Linked DNA regions of Homo sapiens: regions 2, 3 and 4 are each linked to region 1. The links are chromatin contacts, found by Hi-C in ENCODE. All regions are on one chromosome and are shown on one strand. The core of a region is the stretch at or near the end of the contact, and the rest is flanking DNA. Distances in the headings are between cores, read along the strand shown.

What was found. Hi-C counts contacts between places; a loop is a spot of excess contacts on that map. Pooled maps may share reads with other maps.
Region 2: a map of GM12878 shows a loop between it and region 1 (27-fold over the local background). The contact joins the promoter of SMG7-AS1 here to the promoter of FAM20B in region 1. A Hi-C loop is called at or near these places in 5 of 168 maps with a recorded cell type or tissue (CD4-positive, alpha-beta memory T cell, GM12878, OCI-LY7 and 2 more), 1 of 37 single-sample maps with no recorded cell type and 12 of 50 pooled maps.
Region 3: a map of CD8-positive, alpha-beta T cell shows a loop between it and region 1 (14-fold over the local background). The contact joins the promoter of DHX9-AS1 here to the promoter of FAM20B in region 1. A Hi-C loop is called at or near these places in 3 of 168 maps with a recorded cell type or tissue (CD4-positive, alpha-beta memory T cell and CD8-positive, alpha-beta T cell) and 8 of 50 pooled maps.
Region 4: a map of CD8-positive, alpha-beta T cell shows a loop between it and region 1 (23-fold over the local background). The contact joins the enhancer-like site here to the promoter of FAM20B in region 1. A Hi-C loop is called at or near these places in 4 of 168 maps with a recorded cell type or tissue (CD4-positive, alpha-beta memory T cell, CD8-positive, alpha-beta T cell and naive thymus-derived CD4-positive, alpha-beta T cell) and 7 of 50 pooled maps.

Annotation. Positions count from the first base shown.
Region 1 is chr1:179,021,426-179,028,496 of GRCh38, reverse strand. FAM20B (FAM20B glycosaminoglycan xylosylkinase) reads right to left here and starts at 2,603. Exons shown (of 8, transcript NM_014864.4): 1 at 2,399-2,603. RefSeq lists silencers at 1,817-2,556, 2,597-2,786.
Region 2 is chr1:183,467,465-183,474,535 of GRCh38, reverse strand. SMG7-AS1 (SMG7 antisense RNA 1) reads left to right here and starts at 2,554. Exons shown (of 5, transcript NR_040063.1): 1 at 2,554-3,816; 2 at 3,996-4,071; 3 at 4,737-4,862. SMG7 (SMG7 nonsense mediated mRNA decay factor) reads right to left here and starts at 2,037. Exons shown (of 23, transcript NM_001375584.1): 1 at 1,887-2,037. The coding sequence starts at 1,915. RefSeq lists silencers at 2,050-2,199, 4,172-4,361 and an enhancer at 2,355-2,986.
Region 3 is chr1:182,837,091-182,844,161 of GRCh38, reverse strand. It overlaps DHX9-AS1 (DHX9 antisense RNA 1), which reads left to right and starts at 4,571. Exons shown (of 2, transcript NR_148933.1): 1 at 4,571-4,850; 2 at 6,228-7,071. DHX9 (DExH-box helicase 9) reads right to left here and starts at 4,815. Exons shown (of 28, transcript NM_001357.5): 1 at 4,706-4,815; 2 at 1,485-1,617; 3 at 728-868. The coding sequence starts at 1,595. RefSeq lists a silencer at 4,496-4,925 and an enhancer at 4,349-5,190.
Region 4 is chr1:182,025,371-182,032,441 of GRCh38, reverse strand. No RefSeq gene overlaps it. Among named protein-coding and RNA genes, the nearest start is that of ZNF648, 33 kb to the left of the region's middle. RefSeq lists a silencer at 2,325-2,714. Within about 2 kb of position 2,706, at least 30 of the 41 ENCODE cell types and tissues checked have a DNase peak (open chromatin) inside an H3K27ac peak, as active enhancers do; they include CD8-positive, alpha-beta T cell, where a contact is called at or near this core.

The DNA.
Region 1 (7,071 bases), core at 1,354-3,853:
GATTCTCCTGCCTCAGCCTCCTGAGTAGCTGGGACTACAGGCGTGCACCACCATGCACAGCTAATTTTTGTATTTTTAGTAGAGACGGGGTTTCACCATGTTGGCCAGGATGGTCTCAATCTCTTGACCTCGTGATCCGCCTGCCTCGGCCTCCCAAAGTGCTGGGATTACAGGCATAAGCCACCGCGCCCGACCAACTGTCTTTTTATGTATTCTTACAGAATACAAAGAACGCCCTCCTGCTTCTGTTATGAGATTGTGGCAATCACCAAAAGACAACCTCTGTGGTTAGCTATTTTAAAAAGTTATCAATTCAACAGCTGAAGTATCTGGCTTTAGGGTTTTACACTAATGAAATGATTTTAGGGTTTTACACCAATGAAATGATAGACACACAAAGTGTGGGAAGCTGAAGTCTGCCCTAAAACTGAAGGAACAGAAAGTTTCATTTAGGAATTTAAAATTCAGAAGAGATAAGAAGCAGAAACTTTAAGGCTGTGTGAAAGGGCTGGAATCTACAAATGGAAATCAAGGGAATGAACTAAAAGTCAAGGAATTATCAATTTAACATAAAATACTTCCATGATATAAAAGATTATAAAAATAAAGATGATAGAAGCAGTGATGTGTTTTTTCTCTAATCTTAAGAACCAAAAAGAAAAGCAGTGTATGTGTTTTCTAGTTTCCATTCATTCACCAAAACATAGCTACTGTCCTACCAGTTCTAGAGAAACGAATAGAGCATACCAATGTCACATTTTCACCACACAGAAAAGAAACGCTGTGAACTCCAAGATGTCTTGATCATCTTTTACCTGTATCCATATTTATCACTGCACTTTATCATGAGTGAGGCTGAGAGTCTGAATTATACTTGTGTGTGCCTTTGTATTCTCCTTTGATAAGTAATTTCAAATGGGAAAGGGACTCCTGCTGACTGATTCCATTGTACGGTTCGAGAGGCCAAAGTCCAACATCTTTGCAAACTTTAGAAAAGTTATTAATAGAATACATTGATTTTAAATCTCCCTGAGATTGGCTATGAGTCTGGGCAAATAATTTAGCATCTTTACCATTTGTACCTCAGTTTCTCAGACAGTCGTGATAACGAATCATATTTGAGGAAGTGCTCTAAGCTTAGCTCAAAGATCCTGCATAAACTCAAGGAATGTTTGTAATACATAAGAACACTGAGATCTCTAACCAGATTTTTAGAAATCAACGCCAGTGAAATTTTTGCAAGAATTTACAACGCAAAAAACATAGGCGTGGCTAATAAATGGCAATAGTAATTTGTACCAGATTATAGATTTATAAAGTCCTACAGTTTAAAGGCTAAAGGCTAAAAAAAACCCCACATTCCTACTTCCCTTCCAAGTGAGAAATCAAACCTCCAGAGGGAAGCTGGCTGGGTGGGGAAGATGCTGATATCTGGCACTAGACCCAAGTCGCAATAGCAAGCAACTCTCATTTTCCCAAATTAGAAACTCCTTATCCATCCCAATGATGGTATGGTCTTTAAAAGGACTAATAATTCCATTAAGACTAACCAAGCCCTGTTACCCCTACTTTCCCTCCAATCCATCCTTCTACCCCTTCTCTTCTTATCCGGAGACTGGCAGGTTAACAGAAGTCAGATTAGAATGAATCTCTTATCAGAACCCACAATCAAGGACGCAGCTCGACAACTATTCACATTCATCATTAAGGGAAACGTATCGGTCCGCTCTTAATCGCGGGGCCGTCACACCCGGAAATGAAATCTCAAGCGCAGCCCACTGAGGGCTAACACAGCATTCGTTAAGTTGTGCCCTTCTGCGAGCGCCCGGCGCAGGACCCCAGGAGACCGCGGGCCCCGGGCACGGTTGCCCCGCCTTCCGCCTCCGGCCTGCAGGTCACTCGCGCTTCCCGGCCACGAGGCGGGCCCAGCAAAGACCCCGCGAGGGCGCGCTCCCTGGGCTGCCTCAACGGGCGCTCCGGGGAACACAAGAGAGGCACCGGGGCCAATCGCCTCTGGGGACCGCGCAAGGGGACGAGAGACGGTCACTAGAAGGACCTCTGGCAGCCTGAGGCGGCCCCAGGTGGGCCCGCGCCTCAGGTGGGCCAGGGACGTGGCGGCCGAGGCCGCGTCCCTTCAGCCGCGACCGCACACAGGGACACGCGGCCCGAGCGGGTCTCCCAGGAAGCCTCGGGCCCTCGCCCGGGACCCGCCCGCAGCCACTCGGGGACGGCTCAGGGCACCCGGTGCCCGGCCCCTCAGGGAGGCGCCCCGCCCCCAGGCGGCCCCAGCCCGGCGCGCGCTACGTACCGTGCCCCGCCCGCGTGCCGGTCCGCATTTTCCCGCCCGCCGCGCCGGGGGCGGGGGTCGCGCGCCCTCCCCCGCCCCCGCGCCACTCACCTGTCGGGCCCTAGGCTCGCTCCATGGCCGCCCGCGCGGTGCGGTGCGGCGCGGCCCCGGCCGCCCCCGCCGCCTCCGGGGAGGGGCAGCCCCACGCCGCGCTCACCGCCCCCAGCCGCCGCCGCCGCCACAGCGGCTCCGGCCCACCCCCGGCCCGGCCATTCCCAGGCCACCTCTCGCCGCGCAGAGCGGCAGTCCCACACCCACCCCCCCGCCTCCGAGGCCCCCGGCTGTTGGTACCGTCCTAGCGTAGCGCCTGCCCGACGGCCAATCCCAGCGCTCGCTCGGCGCGGCCCCGCCCCCGCCCAGTAGGCGGCCCCTACCGGACCCGCTCCGGACTGCCCCCCTTAACCTCTTCCATACCGGGCCCGTCCGCTTAACTCCCTCGGCGCCGGCGCCGGTCTCCTGCCGGCCGCGCCGCCCTGCCCGCTTACATAAACTGGCCTCTCACTTCTCACTTCCTTCGCTCTTTTTTCTTTTTCTGTATTTGTCCTCCATCCCCCACCCCGTCTTCTCTTTTTCTTTCCTGCTTTTCTTAGGTAGGTAGGCAGCCAAGCAGCAGGACTGGAGAGTTGCGGTCCCCTAGGTCGAGTTCTGTTTGTGAGAAGCATTTTCCCTCCTCCTGTTGCCTTTTTAATTTGCCTTGACTTCTGCTCGGAACTTCTGCCTATCTAAATGTATCCCCCGCTTCTTTTGCCCAGAAAAAGGCTAGCCTTTCCACACTGAGTGCAAATGGCTCTTCATTCGGACCAGAGCGGAGCGTCCTGCTACATACTTTCAGGAGCATCTCACAAAATTATGATTCATTTACTGTAATATTAGTTGTTTTACATCTGTTTTTTGCTAAGGACCGTAAGCCCCATGAGGGCAGGTCAGTCGCTCCTGGGTCGCCAATGCCCGACCGTAGTGCACCCAGTGGGCGCGGATAAATCGTGTGAATGAAAGATTCTGCCTTCCCTTTGTTTGCTTTCAGCTGACTTATACAGAGCCGCCACTGTGTCCATCCATTTATTCACCATATACTAAAGCGCAAACTTAGTGTGCCTGACCCTGAAATATAATGCAGGTTACTCCATGGAATAAGATGCGTGATGGGGAAAGACTGAGCTGACACTTTTTCTTCAGGCCACATAGTTCATTTAATCAGTAAGGCGTACTGAACAGAATTCTTTCTTACTGGCTGTATGATACTGGATGTGCCAGTTAACTTTGCTGAGCATCAGTTTCCTTAACTGGAAAATGGGAGTTAATAACTTCACAGGGTTGTTGTAAGGATTAAGTTAGGAAATGTATGGGGAAAGTACTCTAAGATTATTGTGTATGATTAGGTGTTATTCGTCTGTATATTTGCTGAGCATTTACTATCAGGAGATCCTAGAGAAATAATTGGGCTTGACACTTGCTCCGGACAATGTAGTTAGGGAGGCAGCATTAATCACTGCAGGAGACGTACAGTCAAATGCAGAAGGCATTGTATTAGCTTTTTGCTGCGTGTAGTTGAAAAGGTTTGGAGGTTTGGAGGTCGTTTTCTGGCCGGAGAATACATAATTCTTGGGAAAATGAGCTGGAAGATAATGAGAATCTACCTTATTTCTCTGCACAGGAAGATCAGTCTGCCTGCAGTTAGCTAATCTCCCTGAACCTTGCTCACTACATCAGGAGACCATAAAGCAAAAGGGTAAATCAACAGTTCCTTTAAGACACTTTATCCAAAAGGATTCTCCTTTCTTGCCTGTAACTCTGACAAGGACAGTGAGGGTGAACGCTCCAACTGTCACTGTTCAGGAAAAGGCCAGCTTATCCTGCAGCCTCAGCTTCCTGGGCGGATGATCCCTTCTGTCTTTAAGGATTTTCAGGTGAGGGCAGGGGGCAGTCATTGCCTCTCCAAGCAACCCACTTCAGTGCTTAATTTCGCATCCATCTATCCATCCCACATACTGCAGGACAGACACACTTCCTCCTTTTCTGTCCTCAGAGAAGGAGAGCTATGGGTTCAGGGCCTCTCTGTGAAAGGCTTTCAGACGACAAAATTGTTCTGCCCCCCAGTTTTCCCTTCTCCATGTTGCATTACCCAGGCCCTTGTTGAGTGTATGCATAGCACCAGCACCGTGCCTGACACTCCATGATGTCAGTTTCTGCCCCCTCCGCCTGTACGGGATTATTTTCCAACCAATCAACAGTCAATATATTCTAAGTATTGTGAGGGATGCAATCATTTAAGAAGGGCGTTTACATGACTAGCACACAGGAAGCAGCTGCAAGGAATAGGGACACTTAAATTATGCAGCACAGACTCTGTGATCACTGAAAGAATCACAGTCCAGGAAAACAGTGTGGGCTGGTATTGAGGTGAGCAAAATACAGGTAGGAGAAGAGAGGAACAATATGAACCAAAGTTAGGCAGTGCTCTGTGAACTTACAGCCGCCATCTTCAGCAGATCCTGCGTGACAGGAGAATTGTTCATTTGTTTGTTTATTCATTCATTCACTGATGCATACATTCATTCATTTAATGAATGTCTACCAAGTGCCAGGCACTGAGCTACCAGACCATGCAGAGATGAAGAAAGCCTGGTTCCCATTCTTGAGAAGCTGGCAGGAACCCCAATTAAGGAGGTCTGAGCACTTTGTCAAGACTCTTGTGATGCTCCTTTTACCACTCATACGATGTATGGTTCTACATGTCGTTGTCTAATCTCCTCTTTGCCCTTCTTCCTTGTTCCCAAACTGCAAGGATTTTTAAAGACATACACTATTTCATCTTTATTCCCACTTGTAGAGTGCCTCATACGAAGTACCTTCTCCACATTGATGTGTTGAAGCTCACTGAGTTAAAACCAGAGCAGGAATTTGGCTGTCCCCCTCCAGCCAAGGGTGGTAGGCATCCTTAGCAGAAGGATGGATATTAGCCCCAATGTGGAACCCCAATCTTGGAATTAGCCCCAGTGTGGAACCCACCAGAGGCTTGTCCGTGGCCTGCGGAATTCAATAGGGACACCTGTGCTTGGCATTTACTGCCATAGTCACCTTTTCAGGACCATTTTCTGCTAATTCCTTATCCTCCAACCTAAGGGGCTCACTTGCTGTCCTTTCCCTGCCCTCATGGTTGTGATCACATTGATTCTTCCTCCAGGAAATCCACCTCACTCCCACCTGTAAAAATGTTATACAGCTCTCAGTGCTGCTTGTTCATGAAGCCTTTCATAGCCTTCCCAACAACTGCACATGCTTTCCTTGGCTTCTGAGACCCAGCACTTTATTTGTAACTGTCTTGCGGTGGGGTGTATTGAAGTCTTTGGGGATCTGTCTGACCCCGTTCCCCGGGTTGTATTGACATCTGCGTCTTCTGTAGCACTAACACTGCACATGGCCCATGGTAGCCATGCAATGCTTGAAAGGAAGGTTTGAGAACATGTACTACAGAGCAGGGAATTGAGCCCCAGAGACTTATTTCTTGGTTCCTTCATCATTGTAAGCATTTTCCTTAAACTGTTTCAGAATTTCCAAGTCTCTGCCAATTTGTCAAGCCCTAGGACTCCAATAACAGTCCAGCAATCCCAAGTTAGAAGGAGGATATTGTCTCAAGGTGCTTTTGCATACACGAAGGCAAAATATATATGCATACACGCGCGCGCGCACACACACACACAGAGTTTCTTTTAACCTAGGCAACACAGCCACCATGATGGATCCCTCTGAAACTAATTAAATTAATTCTACATCAAGCAAGTCGAGAGGAGCCCTAGGAAAGCTCACGCTGTTCCAAGGTGCCAGGAGCCTGGGGAGAGGGTGACGGGAAAGGCTAGCGAGTAAAGGAGCACACATATCTCTCTGTTTCCTTCCAGGAGCATGTGCCCTGCCTCAGCTGCTTCCCAGGCAGGTTTGTTCTCTGCATTGGGCTGTCTGTGGACAGCTGCTTCTGCATTTCTTTCCTAACAGGGAAAACTCCTTTCTTTCATTTTGCCACCAGATCTGCAGAGCTACTCCCAGCCCGCCTCTTGCTTATAGCAACGGACTGCCCACTTACCCCATCACGTGGCACCCCTGTCAATGCCATCTGAGCAAACAACTCACGTCCCAGGGACAGCATCATAAGCTACATACATACACAGCACACCCAGCTTCTCTGCTGAGACATTCGGGCTGTGGATTCTGAAAGTGGTGGGAATATTTCGGTTATTTTTTCACTCTAGCAATATTATTTTTAAGAAAAGCTTTATTGAGATATACATACCACAAAACTCACTTGCTTAAAATATACTCAGTGCCTTTTAGTATATTTACAGAGTTGAGCAACCACTAACATAATCTAATTTTAGAACATTTTCATCACCCCCAAAAGTAATACGGGATGTTTTCTTTTTTATTCTGAAAATATATTTACCTATTTATTTTGTTCTTTAAATCTGCACAGTAAAAGCAAAAAGAAAAATACATTAATGGATATGTTAGATTTCTAGAGTTAGTAAGAAATGCAGAGGAGTTATGGCTCTCAAAGCTGTGTATCACTTAACTGTCATGTATGGCTATAGAAATTTGTTTAACTACCCCAAAGTGTACACTTTGTTGTGGCATATACGCTTCAGTAAATGTCCAGGGCCACATCTTTGACATTTTCCAGTTTGTTATGAATTTCTCTAATGCCACATATGGCTTTTCAAGGGATTGGGTGG
Region 2 (7,071 bases), core at 1,305-3,804, 4.4 Mb before region 1:
CTGGAGTGCAATGACGCCATCTCGGCTCACTGCAACCTCTGCCTCCCGGGTTCAAGCGATTCTCCTGCCTCAGCCTCCCGAGTAGCCGGCATTACAGGCGCCCACCACCATGCCCAGCTAATTTTTTGTATTTTTAGTAGAGACGTGGTTTCACCATGCTGGCCAGGCTGGTCTTGAACTCCTGACCTCAGGTGATCCTCCCGCCTAGGCCTCCCAAAGTGCTGGGATTACAGGCGTGAGCCCCCGTGCCCGGCAACGTTTGGTATCTTTCATGGTACTTACACTCTGTGCTGTTTAATTTACTTGCCTAACAGATACTCAACTGCAAATTCCTTAAGACTAATCAGCACCCTGATGGTTTCCATCTCTCTATAGCACCTACAACAGATCTTTGTCATAGCTATATTTATTTGAAATATTAAACAACAAAGGGATATCTAAGATGAAAAAAAGGACCTCAAATTACAGACATCATTCCAACTGTCCTGTGGTCACTGGGCATATATGTTGTGTTAAAATCAAGCATTCAAGCATTGTTCAAATATCTCATCATTCTCTTCTCTCCCTATTATGCTTAATAAAACTTTACTACTTTAAAAATTATAATGGCCACCCTATGTATCAGGTAACTACACACCTCTTGCAATATACATATAGGGATCCACACACGTCAATACTTTCATGTCACTAAACAGCTAAAGTGACTTTTCCACTCATTTCAGACTTCCACCTCATCCAACTCCCTCCTCCGCAAGGTATGAAACAATTTTTTAAAAAACATCTTTCCATAAGGCCTCCCTTTCTTAGTTCTGCTCCTGAAAGACAAAAAGGACCAATTTTAAAGTCTTCCCCTTTTCTAAGCAGTAGTCACTCCCCAGTTAATTTCAGGATCTAACAACCTTACTTTTCTCTATCAAGATTTTTGACCCACTTTACCTCTGCCTCCAAGCTCTTACTCAGCTTCCATGGAACCTTTCAGCTGACACAAAAGCTGGTGTCCTTCCATTCAATATGTTCTCGCCATCAGGTACTAAGTTCAACCTATCTACATCTTCATCCTGAAATGTGCATCAATCGCCGCGCCCCCCACCCCAGACACACATCTCGCACACACACACACTATTCCCATGTGTCACTCTACCTCTGACATACAAGTTCCTTACACCACTCTTAATGAATACACACGACTCTCAGAATGGTATCTTCCGACTACACTGATTCTAACCCAGTTTCTTCTGAAAAACCCAACCTTGTCCACAGTGCCTCCCTCTTTCCTCACTTCCCCATCTATTCCCCTTCACGCCTCCCCACACCGCCAACTAACTACAGATGACATTATTCCTCAATACTCCCAACCCGAGAATGAAGAACAAGCTCCAGTTTCCTGCGGTCTCCCTCTCCCCCTGTCTGCCCTCCGCGGTTCCCCCGCCCCAACACCCCAGGTGTGCAGACTTCCTCCCCGTCCTCTACTCATGCATCGCTCCAACCAATCCCACGCCACACCACGAGTCCCCTGCCACGGGGATCAGACTCCTCCACACCCACCTCCACTCGGGGTCGCCGCCGCCTCCCCGGACGTTTCTCTCCACCCCTCGCTAGCAAACCCGAGACCAAGGGCGCGCGCGCACATTCTCACGCTTCCCCAACCTCCCTCCTCGCACCGGGACGAGCCGGCTTCGCCAGAGCTCAGCCCGGGCGGTAGGGGCTAGGCACCCATACCCGTTCCGCCCCCTCCCGCAGATCCCCTTGCAGTCTCCGCCGACCTGCCCGGCGAGGAGAGGACGCAGCAACTCCCCCGCCACCCCGGACTTACCTCGGTGTCTGTTGCTCCATGCCCCAACCTGCGGCCCGCTCCCCCTACGTACCAGCCCGGCCTCGGCACTCACCGGAGGTACTGCGCGCTCTGCAGGCTCATCCTCCGCCGCCGCCGCCGCGTCTTCCCGCGAAGCCTCCGTGGGTCTCTCAGGCTCCTCGGAGCGGCCCCGCGGCACCGCGGGTGCTGGCGGCCGCCGCCATCTTCCTCTCCTCCGGCTCCTCCTCGCTCGGCAGGGGGGTGGGGGTGAATGAGGCGAGGGGGAGGGAGTGGGGAAAGCTGCTCTCGCTGCTGCTCTGGCCCGTGGGGCGCAGGGACACTCCGACCCGGGGGGGAGGGGGAGGGAGGAGGGGCGGGGGAAAGAGGAGAAGCAGAGGAAGTCGGCGACCGGGCGAGGGAGGGGGTCCCTCTCGCGAGATTTCAGCAGCGCCTGTCCCTCAGTGATTTCCGCCTCTCTGTAGCGCTCCCTTTTGGGATCAACGAGCTGTGTGGCGCCTGTGCGGCTTCTGAGAGACCGGCTGGTGGCGCTTGGCGGCTTCCTGCCAATCCACCCTTCTCCTCCCGCGCAAGGGGGCAATCCCAATCCCACCACCGGGAACACCCAGGCCAAAAGAACGGGAGTTACACTCAAAGTCTTCCCCCTTCTTATCACTCCTGCCGATTTCCCTCTTCCTTTTTGCACGCCTCCACTCTTCCCCACCGGAAACGCCGCCCCTTCCTCCTACAGTTCCTCCCAGCAGTCCCTCAACGCCTGTCTTCCCTCGCGCGTAGAGAGTGACTCGAAGGACCCCCTCTCCTCTTCGCTGCAGCCCCTCCCCATGCACGCTGGGAGACTCTTGGAGGGGATAAGGTGGGGCCCGGAGAGGAAGAGAAGACAATCGGATTGGATAGGCAGCTGCCATGGCAACTGGAGGCTGTGGTTATATTGTCATAGTAACCGATGTGTGCGGACAGGGTCACCCTCCCCTTGGCCAATGGATTCCCAGGAAACCACCCAGGGTTCCCCGTTGGCTTCCCTTCCATCTAAAGGCCTCCCCCAAGTTAGGAATCGATATAGTTCTCCCCGGTGGTGAAGTCCACTTCCTCCTCCCTTCCCACTTCCCACAGCAACTGGGGGGACACCCCGAGGCATTCACCATGGGCTTTTCCACCCGCCTGCGAGCGGGAACCACCTCCGTAGTTTCCTCTCAGAGCCGGGCGTGGAGAGGGCTGGGCCTGCGAAGAGGATGCATGGCCTGGAGGCTGGCGGGCGGCGGGCTGGAGTCGGGAGGGCGAGGCGACAGCGCCAAGCGGCGAGGAAGGGCAAGGGGTTTCCCCACAACTGCCTTGGGCTCTGGGAGGCGGGATCCCGCCTGGACGGGGTCCCTGAGGGAGGAGAGCGGCACACGACAGCCGCGATGCCTTCCCTGCCGACGGGGATAGCCGACTTCTGGCGAGTCGACCCCTCCCCCAAATCCACCCCACCCGCGTACTCCCTCCTGACCTAGCTGTCGCGAGCCTGCCGCGAGGAGGCCAGGGTGAGGGTGGGAACACATCCTAGAAGGCTAACACGTGGTTTTCTATCATTTAAGCCGGGGACAAGCCGGAAGGCTGACTAGCGCCATCACTCTGATAGGCACCCCGCAGTGGGGATCCTGCTTGATTATTAAAGGCAGACCTCCAAGTTCCTCCCTGCTCTGCAACCTTTCTCTTCTCACGGGTCTGCAGTGTTTTAAAAGTCGTCATTCTGTGTCGTTGAGTTAGAGAGGAAAACATCGGATAAAAGAGGATCAAGAAGAACGAACCCTAGATACATCTGTCTGGTGAAAGGAGTCTAGGAAAAGAAGTTTCATTCTTAGAACAAATCTTTTTGGATATTTATTATGTGTGTTTTGTGTCAGGTTTCGGGCCAAAAAGCTGAAATAAAGAACGAAGTCAATAATAATATGAAGTGTATGAGAAATAGCTGGAAAATTCATCATCCATGACTTGAAGAAATTGACGTTTTACAAGTTATATTTTCGGTTCGTATTGTGGAGTCACTTAAGGAGCTATCCCAAAGTACTTTAGGATATGTAACTATATAAAACCTTCCAAGAATGCAGCCCTCATAGGATAGTTAAAATAAGGATTTTAATGGGCTATTTTGATTTGGTTTGGTCTGGTTTGGCTACCTGATTCCTGCTGTCTTTTTCTACGCCAGGTGAAGAGGCACTTTCAAGATCCTTCTCTGAGACCTGCACCAATAAGACTATACCAATGTTCAGTTGAAACATCAGGTATAAGTTTAGCGGAAACGAAAGTACAACCTGCTTTGAAATAAATTCCAAGGACAGATTGTCATTAACGAAATAGAAAGTGGACTATGCCCCTCATGCTGCCAGCGCCTGGTATGGTGCGGCGTGACACGCAGCGCTTGCGGCAGTACAATGCCCCCAATCACCCGCCCCGCCCCGACGCGCCGCCCACTCACGGCAAAGAGAGCCACCTAGTGAGGGATTATTCTCATTTCCGCGGTGGGGTTCTGCTTTTCTTTCTACCATGAGCGCCCAAGGATAGACACTCCTACTACCTATTACCTCAAATAGCCTACATTTCTTTCCGAAAATTTATTGGTTAGATATTTTTCTTTTTTTTTTTTAATTTAAAGACCAGTGTGATCGTGTATTGGTTAGATTTTTTAATTGGTTAGATTTCAACCAGAATAAAAATTGTAATAATTACCCCCTTACTAATCATGGTAATAGCCATTTATGTCTGTGGCACATATCTCCAATAAAGAGTGTATGAACAGTTATCATACATTCCTGATAAGCAATCTAGGAAAATATTACTACTATCTTCTCATTTTGGAAATAGAGAAACGGATCAGAAAGATGAATCCTTTTGTTAGTGTTTGCTGATTTATTCCATAAACATTTACTGAGTACTTATTATATTTCAGACACTGTTCTGGTTATGATGGACACCACAGTGAAAGAGACCTGGTCCCTGCCTTGAGGAAACCCAACTGCTGGTAGAGAGCTCAGAGTAATGATTAGGATGCAATATGAGGGATGCAGTAATTGGGGTAAGAACAAAGTAGGAACACATGAGGTCAGAAATAATAAAGTCTGTGTTTTATAGCAGCTTTCCTAAGAATCTTATAAGAGTCTTCAATAGCTTTACAATATCTCTAGCTAAATAGAAGAATAGTAGTATATTTTAGAGATTAGAAGACTTTGATACTAATATTAAAATTACCTTCAAAAATCAATAGGACTCAGAAAAATTATTACCTTCTATTTATATACTGTTTAATACACATTTTCCATTTTCATCTATTTCCACTTGTCCTAGTCAACAAACTTGTAGAATTACAAACATCTTTCTTTTTGCAATAGATATTGTTCACCTTTTCCCCCCTACAGATATAAGATCACATCTAAACCAAAAGAAATTAAAGAGAAGCTTCCTTACTTACATTAATCCTACCAGATTTTGTTTTTGGGTTTGTCTTTTTGGCTAAGTGATTTCATGGAAAGATCACAAGCTAACGGACCTGAGTATGCATTCTAACTCTGCCATCTTGGTGTCTGAACTTCAGTTTGCTCCTTGACCAAAATGGAAGCATTACCTGTTATAGGCTTCCTGTGACCTTTAATGATGACATACATGATTGAGTGCCCATTATACAACACTGAACTTGATAAACATTAAATTTTTTTCTGCCTTTTTGCTTTTTTTTTTTTTTTTTTTGAGACAGAGACTTACTCTGTCACCCAGGCTGGAGTGCAGTGGCACAATTTCAGCTCACTGCAACCTCTGCCTCCTGGGTTCAGGCAATTCTTGTGCTTCAGCCTCCCAAGTAGCTGGGACTACAGGTGTGTGCCACCACGCCCAGCTAATTTTTGTATTTTCAGTAGAGACAAGGTTCACCATGTTGGCCAGGCTGGTCTCAAACTCCTGACCTCAAGTGATCCACCTGCCTTGGCATCTCAAAGTTCTGGGATTACAGGTGTGAGCCACCTTGCCCAGTCCCTTTTGCTCTTTTATATCAAGCTAAAAAGAGTAAAATAGAACTACTACAGCATAACATTATTTTTTAAAATAATACTCTATCTAGTCTTTTTTTTTTTTAAATAGAGATGCAGCCTAACTGTATTGCCCAGGCTATCTATCTCTAACTCCTAGCCACAAGCAGTCCTCCCGCCTCAGCCTCACAAGTAGCTGGGATTTTAGGTGTGAATCACTGTACCCAGCTCTCAATCTAGTCTTTGTCTATAATACTCATAGGTCTGAACTCACATTCAAATCTATTGGCATCCAGTGCTAGAAGATAGATTTCTTTATTCATGACTGATTACAGAAAAGAACACAATATTAGGACATTGTGAGTCCAATGCTAGAGATTTAAAACTTTTCAAAAACCTTTTATCACATAAAACAGGCTAATATAACCACATTTCTGTCCAAGTAGATGGAATGGCCTCTTTTCAATCAAACACAGTACTTGCTGAGAAGCTACTCTTAACATTCTTACCAAATTTACCCAGAGCTTTGGTAACCTGACGATTAATACATAGCAGGCCTCCTCCCTTTTTATAATAATAGACAGCCTGTGCCATGACATCGTAACAAGCCCTAATTTATTTTAATATTTATCCTATATATTCTGAATGTTTATAAATCCTGTGCACAATTAGGAACTTGGTAAATCATTCTCATCAAAGCAGAAACACATTTATTATCAGTTGCATACTCAGTACACAATATGTGTGAAGCTAGCCATTCATTCCTCTTCAGTACCACACCTCAGACCATAGAGTTAAGTGATTCAATCAAATGAGTAATTCATTCTCTTCAAATAGTGAGTCAGATACAAATTGACATTTAAATTCAGGTCTCCTGTTGCTCAAGATTTCTTAGATCAAGGGTCAGTAGCCTTTTTCAAACAGTTTGCCAAGTGTATATTTATTCATTCACTCCAAAGAGGGAGTCTTTTAGCCTGAAGAATAGTCGGGAATCATTGCAGTCCAAGATTGAAGAAAAGAAACTTCTGATTTGGGAGGCACTGAGGTGACAGTTGGGGAATAATATTCAGAGCTTTCTCTCCCCCTTCACTTCTCCATTCTCCTAATATTTACTAAGGGAAATCTTACTATCTTCAAGGTTTCCCCCAACTCCCAATAAGCAAATACCTCTGAGAAATTACCACACCTAAAATTCTTATCTGCTGATTTAATGGACACAATCTGGAGAAGACAAGAAGAGATGCTCATAGGAAAGATTGAAAAGTA
Region 3 (7,071 bases), core at 3,322-5,821, 3.8 Mb before region 1:
AGCCTGGCCAACATGGTGAAACCCTATCTCTACTAAAAACATAAAAAATAGCTGGGCATCATGGAGCGTGCCTGTAATCCCAGCTACTCGGAGGCTGAGGCAGGAGAATCGCTTGAACCCAGGAGGCGGAGGCTGCAGTGAGCCGAGATCACTCCAGCCTGGGCGACAGTGCAAGACTCTGCCTCAAAACACAAAGAACTTGCCAGAAGTGGTGGCATGCACCTGTAGTCCAGCTACTAAGGGGGTTAAGGATGAAGGACTGCTTGAGCCCAAGAGTTTGAGGCTGCAGTGAGCTATGGTTGTGTCACTGCATTCTAGCTTGGGTAACAGAGCAAGACCTCATCGCTTACGGGGCAGGGGGAGTGTCAATGGGAGCAAACATGTCTAAAATATTACTGATTTTTCTATTTTATTTAAAGTATTATCATTGGTAATGAATGGAACATAACAGACTCTGAAATTTCTGGTGTATAAATACATGAAATAAAGCCATAAGACACAAAGATTAATGGAATTTCTCAAGCCCCTAAGACAGGTATATAATAAGGATGCAATCCACATCTTCAGAAATTTTGTCCAGTGCTGAGACAAAACAAGATGCCAAATTTCATTACGAAACACGATATATCTGAAAACAGTGAAAAATTACTATCTTGAGTCTCTTACGCATATTGAGTTTGTACAACTTTACAACATACATCTCAAGTGCTTCGCCATAGGTACTTACCCCAAAAGCTGGAACTTCTTCACTCTTTATTTCATTTATTCGAACCAAATAGTTAACAAAGTCTCTGGCAGCATTGCTTTGTGCATCTTTTTTATTGGTGGAATTTCCCATGCCAGTGTAATTATAACCTTCCACCTGAACCTTTAAAAAAAAAAAAAAGTACTAAGAGACTGACCTGGGTAATTCTGAGATTTTAAAAAGTCGTAATTCAGTAGTCCATTAAGAGACAACAAACAGCTAACTTTAGGAAATATACTCTATAAATATAAATATAAAAATAAGAGAATGCATGAGCTACTGAAAAAGCTTAAATTGTGTTGTATCCAAAAATAATTTAAGTGGCTCAGATTTTTTTTTCTCATATAACAGAAGGTTCACATTAAAATCTGATTCTGTAATATCCATGAACAAGCTCTCCATTTGTATTTAAGCACTTTGATTTGAAGCAATCAAGAATTGCTCTGCTTTCTAAACGTGCTTATAAAACTGCAAACAGTTGATCCAACTTTTCCCATCCCCACTACTGGTACTGAGGAAGCTGAGGAAGATATAGGCTCTAATTAGAATAATTTACCTGTCAGATTGTTTTAAAAGTAATGCTGACTTGAAAATGATTTACAATAGCAGTCAAGTCACAATAAAGAACTGTCGTTTCCTAATGTGCAACACATTAACATCTCCAAACAGAAAACATTTTTCTTTTAACCCCAAAATGAACCTCATAAATCACATAAATGCAAACTGTATTCTTCAGTACCTCACACATGAATTTCTGCCTGTTTTTGTTCCCCACTGCTCTAATTTCATAGGATGGGGTCATCTTCCTTTTGCCACACCAGGCATACAGAAAATTTTTAACGTCACCCATGATTCAAGTGTCTTCTTCAGATCTAAGAAAACAAAAGTCAGTTAAAAACAGCATTTATAATAGCAAAAACTGGGAGGAACCAATTATCTAGATTACTGAATCTGGGTTAAACATAGGATATTCTATCATGTTGCTATTAAGACTCCCCATAAATTTTAACGACATAATTGGAACGTTTATATGTTGTAAGAAAAAGGATACAAAACGGTATGATTTGAACTTCATGAAAAGTACATATACATGATCAAGACTGGAAAGAAATACCCCCTAAAATGGTTATCTTTGGGGACTAAGAGTGATTTTTATCTTTTCTTACAAAGTATTTTATATAAGGCCCTATATTCTACAACGGGCACCTTATATATTTAACTCAGTTCATCCTCACAACAATGGCACACAGATATGGTGGGTACTATCATTGTCTTTTCAGGAAGTAAGAAACTAAGATTTAAAAAAGTAACTTCCAAGTCACCCACCGTGGAGGCCTAAATTCAAATCCAAACTACTATATATTAAGAAAGTTATCATTTGCATATAAATTCAATGTTTTATTCTCATTCTGATTATGACCACTAGCATATTGTCCCCAAAGTTGTAGGCCATGTATTAATAATATAATAAAGTTCAAATACATTAAGCACTCAGTACTGAAGACGGTAACCTATTAACTTAAATGTTCTATACCAAATCTCTCCTTTAGGCCTTTTTATTAAAATTTGAGGATATTAAAGTTTTCTTGAAGTGCAACAAGTCTATAAAATACCACAAGATATGGAGCCTATCAGTCTAAATGCTGAGTCTAAACTGTAAGCAAGATATGAGACCACATTTATAACCAGAGAAAATAAAATATGCTATGAATTTAGTTTGCTGTGAGAAGAAATCCCATTACCAGCATTAAACCGTCTGCTTCACGTTTCACGTTTGATGCATTTTGTTAGCACCTAAGTCTAACGTCATCAAACTGCACCCCTAGCATAAATTTGTTACGTCTGAGTGGCCACAGTCTAACTCTGGTCATCCATTTGGCGAAGGGAATGTCCTATTAACAAAAAAGCCGTGGAAAGCTGAAAATGTTTATCTGGAAATTCCACCTCGTGAATAATTAAACAACAAGCCCTCATGGTGAATGAGTAATATGAAATACGAAGGACTATACTATCAAACTCCTGTCTCCCTAGTCTCTTACAACCCCATAATGTTCAATACCAACTACATGCTATCGATGCCCAAATACATATATTTAAACTTTAGTCTTTTCTCTCTTTTTTTTTTTGAGACGGAGTCTCGTTCTGTCGCTCAGGCTGGAGTGCAGGGGCGAGATCTTGGCTCACTGCAACCTCCGCCTCCCAGGTTCAAGCGATTCTCCTGCCTCAGCCTCCCGAGTAGCTGGGACAACAGGCGCCCGCCACCACGCCCAGCTAATTTTTTGTATTTTTAGTAGACACGGGGTTTCACCGTGTTGGCCAGGATGGTCTTGATCTCCTGACCTCTTGATCGGCCCGCCTCAACCTCCCGAAGTGCTGGATTACAGGCGTCAGCCACCGCGCCCGCCCGTCGTTTCTCTTTAAAGTCCAAAATTAAGTTCATCCAACTGTGGCACTAACTCACCCATTTGCATGCTAACTTGGCATCTCAGTCAAAACAGAATTTTAAATTTCCCCTCAAATCTGTTCCAACACCCTACCCCTACATTTCGGTTTCCATAAACGGTACGACATCCACCAAGTTACTCCTGGCACAAGTTGAGAGTCGTCCACTCCCTTAAGATTCTCCATAGCTATCCCTTGTAGAACCCTTAATGTGTGTCAAACAATATCCATAATAGATCATCTAAATGGAACTATTTTACTTAATCCTTAGTAACCTTGTACAGGTAAGATCACTATCCCTTTAGAGAAGGGGAAACTGAGACAAAGAATATCTTGCTTCAGGAAGACAGAGCTCCTAATTATAAGAGCAAGAATTCGGGCGGGCGCGGAGGCTCACGCCTGTAATCCCAGCACTTTGGTAGGCCAAGGCAGGCGGATCACGAGGTCGAGAGATCGAGACCATCCTGGCCAACATGATGAAACCCCGTCTCTACTAAAAATACAAAAATTAGCTGGGCGTGGTGGCGCGCGCCTGTAGTCCCAGCTACTCCGGAGGCTGAGGCAGGAGAATCACTTGAACCCGGGAGACCGACGTTGCTGTGAGCCGCCATCGCGCCACTGCACTCCAGTCTGGCGACAGAGCGAGACTCTTGCAAAAAAAAAAAAAAAAAAAAAGGCGCAAGAATTCCAGAAAACGTAGCCTGACTCCAGATCTACTACCTTCCACCACTACGCATTTCTGCTTCAAAATACGTCCCCTATCCATTCGTTTCTCCCCATCTCTCCTGCCACCACTACTGCACACCCGGGCTAGTGAAATATTGTCCTACACGGTTTTTGTTTCCACTCTTGCCACCCTAAAACCCATTCTCCTTTGAAGGCCTTCTCGCCACACTCCAGTCACATGGCCTGCTTTCAGCTCCCGCCCAGTTTCTGCCCTTAAGCGATAACTAATCCCTTCCGCTTCTGCAGGCTCTGCTTTTCCTTCGCGTTGGCCGAGGTTATCAGCTCAAAGCCTCCCTCCTTCGAGACGCCTTACCTCGCTATACTAGCCAAAGGCGCTCTCCCTTTACATTCTTCAATTTTTTTTCCTCTACCCACAAGGCCTGCACGACGGCGCCAGTTATTCGTGGCTTGAATGAATGAAGAGCCCTAGGCCAGTGGCGCCCCGGCGGCAACCACCACAGGCGAAGCACCCCCTTCCCTCAGCCGCCGCGGTGCCCCGGCGTACGCAGGCCAGAGGAGGAAGCGCGCTTTGCCTGCTAGAGGCAGCAGCGGGAAACGCTGGGCGGAGGAGAGGGGAGGGGGCCACAGGCTGCCCGGACGGCGCAAGCGCATCGCGGCGAGGCGCGCACGCAACCCGCAATCCGGGGACCCGCGGGCGGCTCGTCCCTTCCCCCACCCCCAGCCGCCGCCGCCGCCCGCGCTTCGCAACAAAGCCGGCTGCGGAGCCATGGTCCACGGCGCCCGCCCGCGACCCCGCCGCCCCGCATGGTAGCCGGAACGTCTCTCCCTTACCAGCCTTCGCTTCCTGGTGCCCAGCTCTTAGGACCGTGTGTGACTCTGGCCTTCTACCGAGACAACAGAGAAACGCACAGCAACTCGCATGGAGGAATCGGCGAAATGGCTCCGACCGCGGCGCTAGGGGGCGGGGCCAGCGAGCGTACGCATGCGCAGAGCGCGTGCCAGGGCGGGGGATGGCGAGGGCGCGCCAATGGAGGGGGCGGGGCTCAGCAACCTCGCGGCGCGGAAGGGTTTCGTTGCTAGGGAGATGGGCTGAGCCGGGCGGGCATCGCGCCAGACCTGCTACTCTGGATAATCCACTCTCCTGGATAATCCACTACCCTGGATAATCGGCTGCCCGCTTTTGCGCATGTTAGGGAGTTGACGGCCTGTAGCATTCTGATGCAGCAAAATATTTCGCAGGGTCTGTCATAGGGATCTCCGGTGAGAGGAGGTTCCCTTCGAAGGCAGAACTGGAAACCTTGCTGCTAACTTGGTAGGGTTGTTGAGATAATTACATGAGATGGCATATGAAGGGCGGCTTAGTTCAATACCTGGCATGTAGTAGGTGTTCAGTGGGCGTAGTTACCGGATTGATTCAGATAGTCTGAACGCCAGTGTCTCTTGAAAGAAATAAACTGGCCGGGCGTGGTGACTGTAATCCCAGCACTTTGGGAGGCCGAGGTGGGCGAATCACTTGGGGTCAGGAGTTTGAGACCAGCCTGGCCAGCGTGGTGAAACCCCGTTTCTACTAAAAAAAAAAAAAAAAATACAAAAATTAGCCGGGCATGGGGGCGGGCGCCTGCAATCCCAGCTGCTTGGGTGGCTGGGCGGGCTCCTGCAATCCCAGCTACTCGGGAGGCTGAGGCAGGAGAATCGCTTGAACCCCGGGGTCGGGGGCGGAGGCGGAGGTTGCAGTGGGCCGAGATCACGCCATTTTCTGGGCGAGAGAGCGAGACTCCGTCTCAAAAAAAAAAAAAAAAACCATGAAAGAAATAAGCTCAGTGAAGGCGGGCATTCTGCCTGGCTAACGCAGGTCGCTCCTTGCCGTGCCTGGAACATTACTGTAAGTGCTCAGCAAACTACTTTAAGGTAGGAATAAAATCTGCAAGGTTGCTTTTGTTTAAATTGGATAACCTTTTGTGTTCCAAGTCTTTGGAGTAATTTTGTGTTCCAAGTCTTTGGAATAATTGTGTCCTTAATTATTATACTAGTCACTGTTAAATTTTGAAACTCCAGTGCGTCCCATGAAGGTAATGATACAAAACATTTCCAGCTGGGATTGTTCCAGGGAATCCAGACTAATCAATTATCTGGGCTCATTATATCTATGGATCTTTATTTTTCACCTCTTTCCTTATGTTTTTCTTAATCCTTCTAGCTGATAGTGATCACTCCCTTTAAAACTGTCATTCTTAAAATCAGAACAACATAGTTTATCATTTACTTATTATTTTCTTCATGTGATTGTTCTCCTTAATTAAGAATAAAATCATTGAAGGAAAGACCTTAATTTTTTTTTTTTTGTACCCTTCAGGGTGTTGAAAGCAGCAGGGGCCTAGAAGACATTAAACCGATACCACAGAAATACAAAGGATCATTAGAGACTATTATGAACAACTATATGCCAACAAATTGGAAACCAAATGGAAATGGATAAATTCCTGAACAGATACAACTTACCAAAATTGGACCAAGAAGAAATAGAAAACCTGAAAAGACCAACTATGAGTAATGAGATTAAATCAGTAATATAGAGTCTCCCATCAAAGAAAAGTCCAGGCCCTGATGGCTTCACTGCTGAATTCTACTGAACAGTTAAAGAAGAACTCATACCAGTTCTCAAACTCATCCTGTGAGGGCAGCATTACCCTGATACCAAAACTAGATATGGACACAAGAAAAAAAATCTATAGGCCAGTATCCCTGATGAACATAGATGCAAGAATCCTCAACAAGACCAGGTGTGGTGGTTCATGCCTGTAATCCCAGCACTTTGGGAGGCCAAGGCAGGTGGATCACCTGAGGTCAGGAATTTGAGACCAGCCTGGCCAACATGGCAAAACCCTGTCTGTACTAAAAATACAAAAATTAGCCGGGCAAGGTGGCGTGTGCCTGTAATCCTAGCTACTTGGGAGGCTGAGGCAGGAGAATTGCTTGAACCTGGAGGGAGGAGGGGCAGAAGTTGCAGCGAGCTCAGATCGTCCCACTGCACTCCAGCCTGGGTGACAGAGTGAGACTCCATCTCAAAATAAGTAAATAAATAAAGAGACTCAACTAGCATAAATGAATTGCAAGTGTTTTATAGTATATAATGAGCACAACAAAAGTATCAATATATTACATGGAAATACATTTTTCAAAGCTGGATCTTTAGCTTC
Region 4 (7,071 bases), core at 1,457-3,956, 3.0 Mb before region 1:
TTGCTCACACTGTGCAGCACTCTGAACTTTTGGTTCTCAGTGATGCATGATTCCTGAGTCATTCTTTGCTCAAATAAACTGGTAAATTTAATTTGTCTAAAGTTTTTCTTTTAACACATGTAAAGTATTATTACAGAAAAAAGTGTAACTATTAAAACAGTGTTTTCAAGGACCAAAAGCACAGAAGTCAATTAGTTTAGGCAACAACAATAAAATACTTTAGACAACTTTTTTTTTTTTTTTTTTTTTGAGACGGAGTTTCATTCTGTCACCTAGGCTGGAGTGCAGTGGCGCGATCTCGGCTCACTGCAACCTCCGCCTCCTGGGTTCAAGCGATTCTCCTGCCTCAGCCTCTTGAGTAGCTGGGACTACAGGCGCACGCCACCACGCCCAGCTAATTTTTGTATTTTTAGTAGAGACGGGGTTTCACCATGTTGGCCAGGATGGTCTCGATCTCCTGACCTCGTGATCCACCTGCCTCGGCCTCCCAAAGTGCTGGGATTACAAGCGTGAGCCATAGCACCCTGCCGACAACTTTTAAGAATAACCACACTGATGAGAATGTCCAGATATTTACTATAACAAATAACTTTTAAATAATGCTTACACTAGAGATTAAGAAAGAAATGGAGACTAAATAGGAGAGGGAAATGTTAGTCCTTTACACTTTAAATACTAAGAATATCAAACTAATATCATCTTTTCCTCACAAAGTAGCATTTATTAACTTTAGTACATGTTTTCTCAATATTTTTCCAAAAGAAATAATGGTTTCAATGACCGATCCTCAACTATCCCCCACCCCTTTCCATCAACCTCCTTGAGTTCATCATATCAAGATCTTCTTGTTTCCCAACAAGTCTTCATCAAGATTTACTCTCCAAGCTTTAGTTCCATCCACTCACCTACCCAACCTTAAAACATCTATTTATACATTTGTCCGTCCCTTTTCTCCCACGTATATGTCCATCCTTGTAGCTATTCCCTCGCCCACCTGTCTGTCCATCATCAATCCGTCCATGCTACATTTACAGAATATTGAGATAAAGGCATTGCCCTAACAACTTGATACAGGAATAAGTAAAGAGAGAATTATATCACGGTATAAAAAATGCCACCAAGGAGAAGCATCCCAGAACTCGATGGTAGTACAGTGGAAAGACCTGTACTTGGAGGAAAGATAATGGAACTTTCTAGGAGAGTTGATACATTGGCTGAATTTCGAAGGTAAAATAAGCATTAGGAAGGTAAAGGAGTATTATGTACAAAGACAAAGAGATATATGAAAGCAATATGAGTCTGGAGAAACTGTAATTTGACCTGACTAGAAGGTAAGTTGAATAATGAGAGATGACTGAAGAAGCAGACAAAGTGGAGATGGCAGATAGCCTTTCCTTCAGTTATGGTTTCAAACCCTATGAAGAAAGCTGTTGAGTTTCTATCCACCTGCATATTTTTTATTATTATTTTAGTTAGGTGTGCTTTTTTCAAAGATAAACACTCTATTCCTTTTGCTTCTTCCAGTTTTCAACTGAAGATGTGGAGACCTCTCCTCACAGATGTGTTTTGAAAATTTAAAAGCATTTTAAACAGCAACCTAAGTAAATTAATTATTCAAGACAAGACACAGACCTCTTTAATTGCTTCAAAGAAAGTAAAATACCGGGTAACTTGTCAGGTATTTGTCCAAATCTTCTTTTCCCACAACTTCTGCTCCAAAGATTATGCATTTAGTAATAATACAAAAATCTATTAACAATATTTAGATTAATACTAAAATTTAGTAATAATTTAGAAATCTCTAGTTTGAACTATTCATGAGGAAATTACAAACTACTACACATCTCTAACTGGTAGCATTCACATGCCAGCTGTGGTCTATTATTTGGTGACATGCGGGGACTGCTTCTAAGTTGTTTGAGGGGCTTCTATTTTCTGAATATATCAAGGACAAGATGATGTGACCTGCAGCCCATTGGGGGTCAAGGGGAAAGGTGGTAGAGGTGAGGGATAAGAGAAGTAAAATGTAAGTGCAAAGGCTTTATTCTCTCTGCTTATGGATCTTTCCTCATATCCCCGAACGGAGTCCACCAATTCTGCTTCCCAGTAAACAGCCTATGGGGCACCTGCCTGTAAATACCTGGAGCATCATCAGGTTGGGGGGCGGGGAATTAACAAACACCCTAAAGCCTTTGAGGTAGAAGCAACGCAGGCCCTCTTATAATGTGGGCCAACCGCCCGGCCCCAGGCTCCGCGGATCCCGCCCGGAGTGGTCTCCTGGATCCTCTCTCCTCGGGCGGGCGTCCGGTTCCCGCGCGCTCCAAAGGGCTGCCCGCAGGCCGAGACCACAAGGGGGCGGCGCCTGACCCACTCAGCGGGCAGAAAGCGCTGCCTGCTCCGCTCTCCAGGCGCCGCCCCGGCTCCCGGATGTAGGGTGCTCTCCGCCCGCCCCGCCCCCCGGGGGGTGTGGTGCCCTCCGTCCGCCTCGCCCCCCTCACCCGCAGGCCACCCGGCTTCCCACCGGATGGCGGCGGCCGGGTCCTGGAGGCCCGCAAGGCGGGCGCCGCTCAGCGATCTTCGCTGATGGGCCGCGGCGGTAAAACCTGCCCCGCCCACTCGCGGTAAGCAAAGGTACGGCCCCCCAGGCCCCGCCCCCTGTCCTGACAGATAAGCCTCCTGGCCAACCAGGCTTCTCATCTTCCTCTTAAGTTTTGCTCCGTATCCCCGCCCCAGCTTTGAGCCCCACCCCCAGCGGACAAGCTCCGCCTCCAGCCCGCCTCAGAGGAAAGTGAGCTACAGGATAGGAAGCTGCGGGTCTGCGCAGCCTGAGTGCACAGAGTACCTGTAATGCCTGTGGTGCCGGCCGGGAGGGTTGGGCCCAGAAGAAGGCAGACTAGCCCCTGCCCTGCCCAACTTCAGTCCAGCCAAAGAGAAGTAAACGAGGGAGTGGGTGTTAGGTAAGGAAAGTACCCTGACCGGACGGGTTAGGTGAGAAGGTTTCTTGGAGGAACTGAGACCGGAAGATGGAAGGAATTCGCTAGGCCAGAGGCGGGAGGGTGCCCAGGGGAGGGGACAGAGTTCCAGTAAGAGAAAATAGCAGGCCTCGGTGAGAGGATCACCATAGGTTCCAGAAACTAAAACAATTTTTGACCAATATGGCTGGAGCATAGAGTAGTCCAGCAAGAAATAAAGCTGGACAGAGAATGGAAGTCAGATTCTAGAAGACTCTAGAGGTTCACACCTCTAGAGGCTTTTAAAGTGGGAACGTGGCATAATCAGATCTACATTTCATAAAGGTCACTCTGCAGAGTGCATTGGGAGAAGATCAGACTAGGGACAGGAAAATCAGAAGACTGGCATTGATGTGGACTAGGATGGGGGCAGTGAGGATGAAGAGAGAGGGGTGGATTTGAAAGATGTTTTGCACATAGAATTAACAAATTTTGGATGAGGTGGCAGGGTAGGTGAGAATTCAAGAGAATGAAGAGTAAAGATGATTTATTTCTGCATCAGCAAGGTCAATGGTGACCATACAAGTTATCGCTCGCTCCCCTCCATATTTTTAGCACTTTCAGAGCTGTTACCTTACTGCCTTGAGTGTTTCTCTTTTGCGTAGAGAATTTATTGCTGTTCCAGATTAGAGCTTCCTTGAAGAAATGGACATCTTCAGGTTTTCCTTTGCTTAGATTGTACCGCAAATTACCCATTTGATCATTTGCTGAATGATCCAATGAATCAATGGCCCCAAGGGTTTGATCCTCAAAACTAAAAAAAAAAGCTGTCAGAAAGGCCAGTCCTCAAGAGGTACATTTATAGTCATGTGCCCCATAATGACATTTTGATCATCGATGGACTACATATATGACATTAGTCCCATAAGATTATAATGGAGCTGAAAAATTCTTATCACCTAGCGACAAAGCCATTGTAACACTGTACCGCAATGTATTACTCACATGTTTGTTGTGATGCTGGTGTAAACAAACCTACCATGCTGCCAGTCATATAAAAAGGTAGCACACATGATTATGTGCAATACATAATACTTCAAAATGATAATAAACGACTGTTACTGGTTCATATATTTACTGTATTATACTTTTTATCATTATTTTAGAGTGCATTCCTTCTACTTATAAGAAAAGTTAACTGTCAGCCTCAGGCAGGCCTTTCAGGAGGTATTCCATAAGAGCATTGTCATCATAGGAGATGACAGCTCCGGGTGTGTTATTGCCCCTGAAGACCTTCCAATGGGACAAGATGTGGAGGTGGAAGACAGTGACACTGATGATCCTGACTCTCTGTAAGCCTAGGCTAATGTGTGTGTTTGTGTCTGTTTTTAACAAAAAAGTTTAAAAATTAAAAAGTTAAGATATAAAAAGCTTATAGAATAAGGATATAAAGAAAAAAAAGTTTTGTGTATCTGTACAATGTATTTATGTTTTAAACTTATTATAAAAGAGTCATTTTTTTCAAGTTTATAAAGTAAAAACATTATGGTAAGCTAAGGTTACTGATGAAAGAAAAATATTTTTTCATAAATATAGTGAAACCTAAGTGTACAGTGTTTATGAAGTCTATAGTAGCGTACAGTAATTTTTCTAACAAAAATATATACTATTCACAGAATATTAAAAAGACTAGAAGATAAGGAATCACTTTTCTGATATGAGTCAATATTTGATCCTACATCATGTTATCACAGTAAAATAGAATCAAAGATTGACTCACCCCAGCATTATCAAAAGACCATGGAGGCCAGGCGCGGTGGCTCACGCCTGTAATCCCAGCACTTTGGGAGGCTGAGGCGGGTGGATCATGAGGTAAGGAGTTCGAGACCAGTCTGGCCAACATAGTGAAACCCCATCTCTACTAAAAATACAAAACATTAGCCAGATGTGGTGGTGTGTGCCTGTAATCCCAGCTACTCAGGAGGCTGAGGCAGGAGAATCGCTTGAACCCGGGAGGCGGAGGTTGCAGTGAGCTGAGATCACGTCATTTCACTCCAGCCCAGGCGACAGTCTGAGACTCCGTCTCAAAAAAAAAAAAAAAAAAAAAAAAGACCATGGATTTGGGGGCCAAGCAGCCCTGGGTTTGAATATTGGCATATTGGCTCTATCCCAAACTAGCTGGGCAATTCTGGACAAGTGAGGAATTCCTTAAGACTCAGTGTTAGTTTCCTAGGGCTGACATAAGAAAGCACCAAAAACCGGGTGGCTTAAAACAACAGAAATGTATTACATTACAGTTCTGGAGGCTGGAAGTCCAAAATTGGTGTCAGTAGGGTCATGCTCTCCTGAAGGCTCTGTAGGAGGATCTCTTCCATCTCCTAACTTCTAGAGGCCCAGGTGTTCCTTGGCTTGCTGATACATCACTCCAATGCTCTGTCTTCACAGGGTGTTCTGGGTCTCACCATCTTCTTATGAGGGCACCAGTCACATTGCATTTGGAACCCACCCTATTCTAGTATGAACTCAAATTATTGTATCTACAATGTCCCTATTTCCAAATAAGGCCACATTCTCAGGTACTGAGGGTTAGGACTTTCACATGTCACTTTTCGGGGGACAAAATTCAATCCATAACACTCAGTATCTTCATCACATAGTTGCGAATAAAGGTACCTTCCTTGGAGAGCCATTATGAGAACCGTGTATGAACTTATTTTTAAAAATTCCTAGCACAATATCTGACACATGATAAATAAGAAAAGTGAAATGTAATAAAAACCAGTCCATTGGAATGATACATTCTTTTTTTTTTTTTTTCTCGCTCTGTCACCCAGGCTGGAGTACAATGGCGTGATCTAGGCTCACTGCAAGCTCTGCCTCCCAGGTTCATGCCATTCTCCTGCCTCAGCCTCCTGAGTAGCTGGGACTACAGGCACCTGCCACCACACCCGGCTGATTTTTTGTATTTTTAGTAGAGACGGGGTTTCACCGTGTTAGCCAAGATGTTCTCGATCTCCTGACCTCGTGATCCGCCTGCCTCGGCCTCCCAAAGTGCTGGATACATTACTTTTAATGGTGAAAAGCACAATTACTTTTGCACCAATCTTATAGTTATCAATACTGTCTTTAAACAGTGTTTCTAATATTTTCTGCTATTATCCTTTACAGTCACAAGCAATGAGTTCTGCTTTTCACCCTCTTCTTGCCTTACCCTATTTGTGTTTCTATTTTCACTTTTTTAAAGTAAACCATCTTTATCTATATGTGGGATATACCTTTTAAAAACTCTAGCACACACCTTAATGAAGAGCTCCCAAATATAATCAACAAATGTCTCAGGTGATATGTCCTAGAAGTGAGGGAAGGGAAGGTGAGAAAAAGCAGTGTTTTGCACTAATATATTATTTCTAATTCTCATTCCAACCCCATGAGACAAGCATTATTAACCTTGCTTTTAGAAGAAGAAACTCAGGCTGAGAGAAGGTTAAGTAACTTGCTTAACGTCAGAGCTAGCATGTGGTAGGGACAACATTCCCCCCAGGTTTGCTTGGCTCCAAAGAGCACATGTATTATTCTCCCCTCCTTCCATCACCTTGTGGTATTATTTCCAAACTCACATTATCTTTTCCTATTTCCTTTCCAAGTAGTCACTTGGAGCTGTCATTTTCCGTATTCATATATTTCATTAAATCCTTGCTTCTCTTTCCCAAAATTGGCCAGAAGTAAAATTGTGAAGTATGTAGAAATCTTCTTTTGATCATTTGGTAAACTTTGACAAGGCCTTGTGGAATACTTTGGAGACTGACAATCATACCCAGCCTTTTCTCTTTTTCTGCATTCTCAGAGGCCAAGATCCTTCTGTGTAAGACTCACCCCTCCTTTGTGCTCTTAATCTCATCCCTTTTAGTCTCTTTGGGGATCTTTATCTCAGAACTGTATCTTTCATCATTCCCACTTCCTCTGCACTTACTAATATTCCCTATTTTTAAAAAAATCCCTTTATAGCATCCACCCCCCGAGTCATCACCCAATGGCTTATTTTCCATCTTTTTCTTTCGAGCCCTGGAGAGAAAAGTATAGTATACAGTTGTCAACTCCATTTCTTCTTCAACTAATCTAC